2 separate regions of the Homo sapiens genome follow, and region 2 is linked to region 1. Evidence: chromatin contacts called from ENCODE Hi-C data. All regions are on one chromosome and are shown on one strand. The core of a region is the stretch at or near the end of the contact, and the rest is flanking DNA. Distances in the headings are between cores, read along the strand shown. Region 1 has its middle 160 kb from the start of RAI14-DT. Region 2 overlaps CAPSL (calcyphosine like).

Region 1 (3,728 bases), core at 853-3,352:
GCTCTGAAGGCAGAGGACCATCAGGCTCTGGCAGCCAGCCAGGGTGATCGAGGTCTATTTGACTGGGCTTCAAATGGCTCCTTGGAGACCTAGTGTTGGACAAGAATTGAGTAGAGCAGCCAGTTGCCTGATGTGAGTCCCCACAGCACAACTTGGATGTGTTTTTCATGTGATTTAAGAGCTCTGGTTGCCTCTCAAAGGGAACAGAGTGCAGCTGGCCCATAAAGCTGTCGTTGTTTGGGGTTTTGGAAAATTCTCTTCTGAGAGGGTCAGAACAACCCTGAGTCGTGACCAGGGCCAGAGCTCAAGCTACTCAGGGAAACCGCGGTCCCAAGGGTGGTGGGGTCAGCCAGCCAAACACCTAATCAGGGCTGCAGCTTTCCACATGGGTGGGAGCCTGTGCATCGGTCTCACAGGGTCTCAATTCCACTTCCTAGGTGGTCTGAGACCTAGCAGTTCTCCAAGAGGAGGCAATTACTGTAAGCGGGGAAGCAAGGAGAAGCGGGGAAGCAATGATTCTACTGATGGTCCACACCAGTCCCACACTTTGTCATGGAAGATTCAGTTCCAACAAACCCCACAGGCAGGAATTCAACTCCCAATGGAGCTAGAAACTTCTACTTCTTTTTTTTTTTTTTTTTGAAACAGAGTTTTGCTCTTGTTGCCCAGGCTGGAGTGCAATGGCGCGATCTCAGCTCACTGCAACCTCTGTCTCCCGGGTTCAAGTGATTCTCCTGCCTCAGCCTCCTGAGTAGCTGGGATTACAGGCATGTGCCACAATGTCCAGCTAATTTTTGAATTTTTAGTAGAGACAGAGTTTTGCCATGTTGGCCAGGCTGATTTCGAACTCCTGACCTCAGGTGATCCACCCACCTCGGCCTCTCAAAGTGCTGCGATTACAGGCATGAGCCACTGCACCCAGCCTTCTACTTCTTAAATAATATTTTCTGAAACCCTGAGATGTTGCAACGTTGTTCTACTCCCACTCCAATTTAGAACATCACTCAGTTATTTATTTCTTTATTCATTTATTTGGCAAATATTTAATACTCGCTGGATGTAAAACAACAGCAACAACAACAATAACATGGCCTGGCACTGTGCTAACCACTACAGTGAAAGAACAGATACAGTTCTCCTCTTTATAGATCACACAGTATCGTGGAGGAAACAGGTATTATTTCTTTTATTTATGTAATACTCGCATAATCTCTGCTATGCACAGAGCACTGCTCTAAGCACTTTACAAATATAAACAGTTAATCCCCTCCACAACCCTATGAAGTAGGTGATATTAATATCTCTATTTTTACAGATGAGGAAACTGAGGCACCAGACATTAAAATAACTTTCCCGGGATCACACAGCTGGGAAGCGCTTAAATCCAGGTAGTCTAGCTCCAGCACTCAGGCCCTCAAATGCTACAGTTAGGCTGCCTTTCAAGCAGATAAATGCTAATCAATAGACTATCCAGAAATGAAGACTGTGCTCGGCACTCTGAAAGAAAGCCAGGAAAGAGCAAGGGGATTTTTCACATTGGTTGAGAGTCAGGGTAGACTTCTCTGCAGAAGGAACAGAAAGGAGGAAGATTGCTCCAAGCAGGGAAAATTGCAAAAGTAAAGGCCCTTGAGTAAACAAATCTTAGTGAATTCAAGGACCTTCGAAAGAGGTTAGAGTCATCAGAGGGCAAAGGGCACATGAAGAGATGAGGTTGCAAGGGAAAAGGGTACGCAGTGTCAGGCCAGACTCAATTTTGTTTGGTGGTTCTCAAAGTAAAGTGGAAAAAAGGGCCGATCTTTAGGAAAACAGCCATAGGAAATAGAATGATCAAGTAGGGGAGCTTCATGTTTTCATTTTGAGAAGGGCCCCTGATATGATGTGGCTCTGCTTCCCCACCGAAATCTCATCTCAAATTGTAATCCCCATATGTTGACGGAGGGACCTGGTGGGAAGTGATTGGATCATGGGGGTGATTTTCCCCATGCTGGTCTCGTGATAGTGAGTGAGTTCTCACCAGAGCTGGTGGTTTTAAAGTGTGGTACTTCCTGTCTCTCCTGCTGCCTTGTGAAGAAAGTACTTGCTTCCCCTTTGCCTTCCACCATGATTGTAAGTTTTCTGAAACCTCCCCAGCCATGCAGAGCTATGAGTCAATTAACCCTCTTTTGTTTATAAATGACTCAGTCTCAGGCAGCTTTTTATAGCAGTGTGAGAATGGACTAATACAACCCCATAGCACATTTCACAAATGTCTAATCCTCACAACCACCCTGGAAGGAAACAGATCAGATAGATTTAACCCCTTTGCGATATCCCACCCACCTTCCTAATGCCTGTCCCCTCTCCTGTGTTTCTGCTGGTATAATCTCAGTTTTGTTCTGGGAAACCTATGTCTAGCCCCACACAAATACCCCTGTCCTAGCCTGCCCTGTAGCCAGGGGTGGCCTTGTACACTGCCTTGGCAGAAGAGACATCAGTGCAAATCTGCTGGGAGTCTGGGGAGCCCTTCGCTTTTCCTAATAGGCATAAACTTGGGTCCATGGGCTCATCACCACCTCCCCTTTCTTCCTATCTGGAGAAGGACAGGATGTCTACAGCTGTAAAAGCCATCATGCAACTGTGGTGGGACAAGTATAGGAGAAAGGCCAAGAGATGCTCTGAGAAGCTGACCCTGAACCAATGCCGGCAGCCACCCACAGCTAGACTTCTTGCTATGACTTCGTTTCAGCATTTTTAAGTTTTAGGGCTTGCATTCTCTACCTAAATGAAGCATCTGTTTTTATTTATTTATTTATTTTTTATTTTTCCAAGACAGAGTTTCACTCTTGTTTCCCAGGCTGGAGTGCAATGGCACGATCTTGGCTCACGGCAACCTCCACCTCCCAGGTTCAGGTGATTCTCCTGCCGCAGCCTCCTGAGTAGCTGAGATTACAGGAGTGCACCACCACGCCCGGCTAATTTTCACATTTTTAGTAGAGACGGGGTTTCACCATGTTGGTCAGGCTGGTCTCGAACTCCTGACTTCAGGTGATCCACCCGCCCCAGCCTCCCAAAGTGCTGGGATTACAGGCATGAGCCACCACGTCCAGCCAAAACACCTATTTCGCTACAAGCAAACTAAGGATGAGGAAATATCAGACTTGCAAAAACATCACAGAGCGGATTTAAGACCAGGTACACCTGACTCCACATCCAGCGCTCTATCTACTATATTACAAATAAATTCTTGTTTGCCTTAGGGATTTCTATGCATGTTCAAACTTTCCGGGCATTACACTCACCAATCCCGGAAACTGTGTTGCACAGAGCCCCTTCTGGACAGGCATGATTTGGGTCAGTGAACCCATCCTCCTCTGGTTACCAGAGCCAATAGGGTCAATGCACCGTCTAGCTGAAAGCCAGTGATATTGTCTGCTCCAAAAGATGTGCTGGCCAAATAAAAGTCTCTCTTGCAGGGATTTGAATTACGTCATTCTGGGAGATTAAGAAAGGAGACAATGGGACCCAAAGTAGGAAGGTAAGGACTGGTGAGAGCAGCTCACAAGATCTTGTGAGAGGCGAAGTTATGAGTAAGCAGAAAATTGAGCAAGCAGAAGTTATGACAGAAAACACCCAAAAGATGGGCTCAATGAAGCAGTGGGCCACGGGCGGGCAGGGGAGCAGTCCACCCCAGTGCAGGCATGACCCAGAGAGACTTTAAAAGCAATAATGAAACCCACACCAAATTGATC
Region 2 (3,728 bases), core at 315-2,814, 1.4 Mb after region 1:
GATATGAAGCCAAAGCTTAGTGCTGGGAGGAGGAGGTGTTAAGCCATGAAGCATCAAGATGGAAAACCTGCTTTGGAATATTATTGAAATCCTAGTCCGTGTCACACCCAACCTCCTTGTGCTGGTGGGAATTTTTGTTTGTTTGTTTGTTTGTTTGAGACAGAGTCTTGCTCTAGGCTGGAGTGCAGTGCAGTGGCATGATCTGAGCTCATTGCAGCCTCTGCCTCCCGGGTTCAAGCAATTCTCATGTCTCAGCCTCTGGAGTAGCTGAGATTACAGGCATGTGCCACCATGCCCAGCTAATTTTTTTATTTTTAGTAGAGACAGGGTTTTCACCATGTTGGACAGGCTGGCCTTGAACTCCTGACCTCAGGTGATCCACCCACCTCAGCCTCCCAAAGTACTGGGATTGCAGGCGTGAGCCACTGCACCCAGCCCTTGCTGGTGGGAATTTCAACACAATTGGCAGAAAGCAGAGAGGGGAGAGATAAACATTCCACCAGGTGAAGGCTTTCTGGAATAGCCTGCCCACACACAGCGCAAGATGTCCCAGATAAAATCTGAGCGCCCAGCCCAGTTTCAAAACTTCAGCCACAGGAGTACCATGAACAGGCGTGGATCTACTGCTCAAAGAAATAGCCTCCTCACTCACACCAGTCTTTAAAATGACTATTAAATAAATCATTTTGAATCTATTTGTCAAACTGCGGCTTCCCTAAACCCTAAGCAGTGAAACTCAAGATTTGCTTGTAGAAATTGAGGCTAACACGTGGTCTTCTTCTGGTCCCCAAATGAGACTGAAACACTTAAAGACTTACAATCAGTCATAAAAAGAGATATATTATCATCTCACCTAGAAAAGGATCATCTAAAAGGAGGTGAAGAAAAACTATGGGTGCATGGGTGAGGGTTTTAATTAAAATACTCAAGCTTTCATTAATGGCCAAGGGATAAAACCTAAAGTTGATTAGACACCTGCATGTATCAGCACAGCACTAGGAGCTTTACAGAGCTCATTTTATTTAAGTCCTATTTTAGAACAAAGGAAACAGTCTTAGGCAAGGCAAACTCACAGTTGGCTACTCAATGTCTTTTATTTCTGCCTGTTTTTTGGCCCCAGAAAATGCAATATTTTGACACAGAAAAAAACATTAGGATGAGTGTGAAATCAAATACGATTCTGGTTTTTGAGCTGACATTTAGTCATTTGGAGCCACATGGCTGTCCCAGGGCCTGGTCCCCAGGTCATGTGCTTAAAGCTTCCAGGCGGTTCTCATCATGATGATGAAGTACACATCAGTGTCAATGGATGCGCTCACACCTGCATAGTAGTTCATGAACTCCTCAGGGGTCACCTGCAGTGGAAAAGTTAGAAACAAAAACGAAACTTTGCTTCTCACTCTGTCAATGGGCGCCCACCTTGTGCACCTGTAAATAGAAGGGAAATAGAGGATTTCTTTGTGTATGTGATCATGGCTGAGGAACTGATCTAAAACAAAAGAACAAGTGAAGCTGAGGATGGTGTGAGAACAGCACCTAGGAAGAGAGAAAGAAAGTCTTGAAAGTTTCTAAGCCAACCTAAATGGAAAGTGACGCATAGGTTGTCATCTTTTGTCTAAGGGTGGGAGCCCGTCGGTTCAGGTAAGGGAGACTGAAACTCAGAGTAAGAAGGAAGTGCTCTGCAACTGTAGTTATTTCTGTCTTTCTGTGACACGTCAGAAACAACATGTCATGTCCTTGTGTCAGGGTAAGTGATGTTTTCCCTTTCCAAAAATGGAGTTCTCTCCTGTGGGTGAAGAAACAGATTTCTAGTTAAACGCTCCCGGGTTGCATGCTTTTCTAACACATAAATAACTCATTCAAGGCCCAGGGTGAATAAAAAGCTTACCCCTGCTTCATGCCTCCCACCCATCCTGGCTTCTCTCCACTCTACACCCATGACCATCTCTTTGAAATATTGACTAATGTGTTTATCTGTGTGGGGATTTTATATTACTTTCCTTTGGGGAAGGAGAAAAGACAGTTATTAGTCTTATTTTTAACAGGTCTAGATAATATGTACACTCTAATTTAATCATGTTGGTTGACATGATCGGTTGGGGACATACCTATGCCTTCCAAGAATCATAAGAGATGACTGACCCACTGGTCCTATTGAAATTATAAGTGACCAGAAAAGAAAAGTCACTGGATCCACAGTTGTCTTTCATACCACCCCTTCCCACTAAAAACATAAGGAAGGGCAGTAGAAAGAAAGGCATTTGAACTCAGCTCATAGTTGAACTGTAAATACACATCTACAATACATGCATAGAGCCTCTGTCAAAATTAGGATACCATTAGCATCCCCCTTTGTTGAACTTCTTTATTCCTCTCCTCCTTTGGATTCCTCAGCCTCTGCTTTTCAATTCCCTCATTAAGGGATTACATTAAGTTTCACACATCATTATTGCCCTCTTTCTATCTTTCTCATGTTGTGTGAGGTTCCAGGGAAATGTTTATCAGTGTGGGTCCACACCACCTGCATCAGGACAACCTGGGGTGTCTGTCATAAGCCTAGGCCCACAGGCTGTACCCCACACCTGCTAAATCAGAATCTCTGAAGCAGGTGGTTGTGGAATTTACTTCTTAAAAATCTAAACATCCCAGTTAATTGTTGTGCACACTACAGTAATTTAACTGGGAATATCAAAGATAATTAAGATAAAGTCTCAGTCCTCAAAAAGTTGCAGGCTGGTGAAATACTCCAACAAAGTAAGTGGATCATTTTACAGCAAATAGCAAGTAAACTAAAAGAGTTACCCACGAGACCCTGAGCCATTTTGACGGTGCACTTTACCATGACAGTTTGAGGAACATTTTTTACAGCTAATTATTTTTTAATTAAAAATTATCAAACTCCCGATATTTTTAGTTTGTTATTGTTTCTATTGTCTGTTTGTTGGCCAGGGATGACAGCCATTGAATGAGACTCCCTCCACATCCACTGTAATAATCCTATCCCTAGCTTTTCTCTCCCACAGAAGTTGAAAAACTCAAAACTCACTTTCCCAGACTCCTCTGCAGCTTCAGCTTGGGATGGCCAAGTAATAGAGTTCTCACCAATAAGATACAAAGGAAATTTGACATGAATTTCTAGGGAAGCCTTTGCTTTCCTGATGCAGGCTCCAGCCCTTTCTCGTTCCCTCCTTCTCCCTCCTTTGTCCTGCTGCCTGAAACTCAGATGTGCTGGCTGAAGTTAGGCAACCATCTTGAGATCATGAAGGAAAGGCCAGGAAAATCACAAAGACTTCAGCTCTGCTCTCTTTAAGCCACTCAAGTGAGAACATCAAGTAGAATAAAAAATAAAACCTAATTTGTGTATTCCAGTGTATAATAAGATTTCCTATTTCTTGCAATTGAAAGCAAACCCTAACTGAAACACCAATACATGATTGAGACTGGTATCGTCACCCATCCTTCCATCCCAAACTCCCCCAGTGGGATGGGGTGACCTGAGTTGAGTTGGCTCTGTTGGAGAATGGAGAAGGAATCCAAGATGGGCAAAAGATAAAGGAAGCATTAAACCTCACTTGGAAGTCAGATGACGTCAAGCCAGAGGTCAGAGCTAATGTATTTGATCATTTCAGAAAAAGCCATCAGTTACTCTTAGCTAGGTGTTTGCTTGTTTTCTGAGACTCAACTTATATTGGGAATGGCCTGAATCGCAAATTCTCTGATCTCCTGTA

What was found. A loop is a pair of places that touch in the nucleus more often than their neighbours do. Pooled maps may share reads with other maps.
Region 2: a pooled map shows a loop between it and region 1 (5-fold over the local background). The contact joins two enhancer-like sites. A Hi-C loop is called at or near these places in 2 of 37 single-sample maps with no recorded cell type and 2 of 50 pooled maps.

The regions. Positions count from the first base shown.
Region 1 is chr5:34,497,134-34,500,861 of GRCh38, forward strand. No RefSeq gene overlaps it. Among named protein-coding and RNA genes, the nearest start is that of RAI14-DT, 160 kb to the right of the region's middle. RefSeq lists enhancers at 2,026-2,175, 2,626-2,695. Within about 2 kb of position 2,103, at least 9 of the 41 ENCODE cell types and tissues checked have a DNase peak (open chromatin) inside an H3K27ac peak, as active enhancers do.
Region 2 is chr5:35,903,292-35,907,019 of GRCh38, forward strand. It overlaps CAPSL (calcyphosine like), which reads right to left. Exons shown (of 5, transcript NM_001042625.2): 5 at 997-1,355. The coding sequence ends at 1,254. Among named protein-coding and RNA genes, the nearest start is that of CAPSL, 33 kb to the right of the region's middle. RefSeq lists an enhancer at 1,304-1,403. Within about 2 kb of position 1,565, at least 2 of the 41 ENCODE cell types and tissues checked have a DNase peak (open chromatin) inside an H3K27ac peak, as active enhancers do.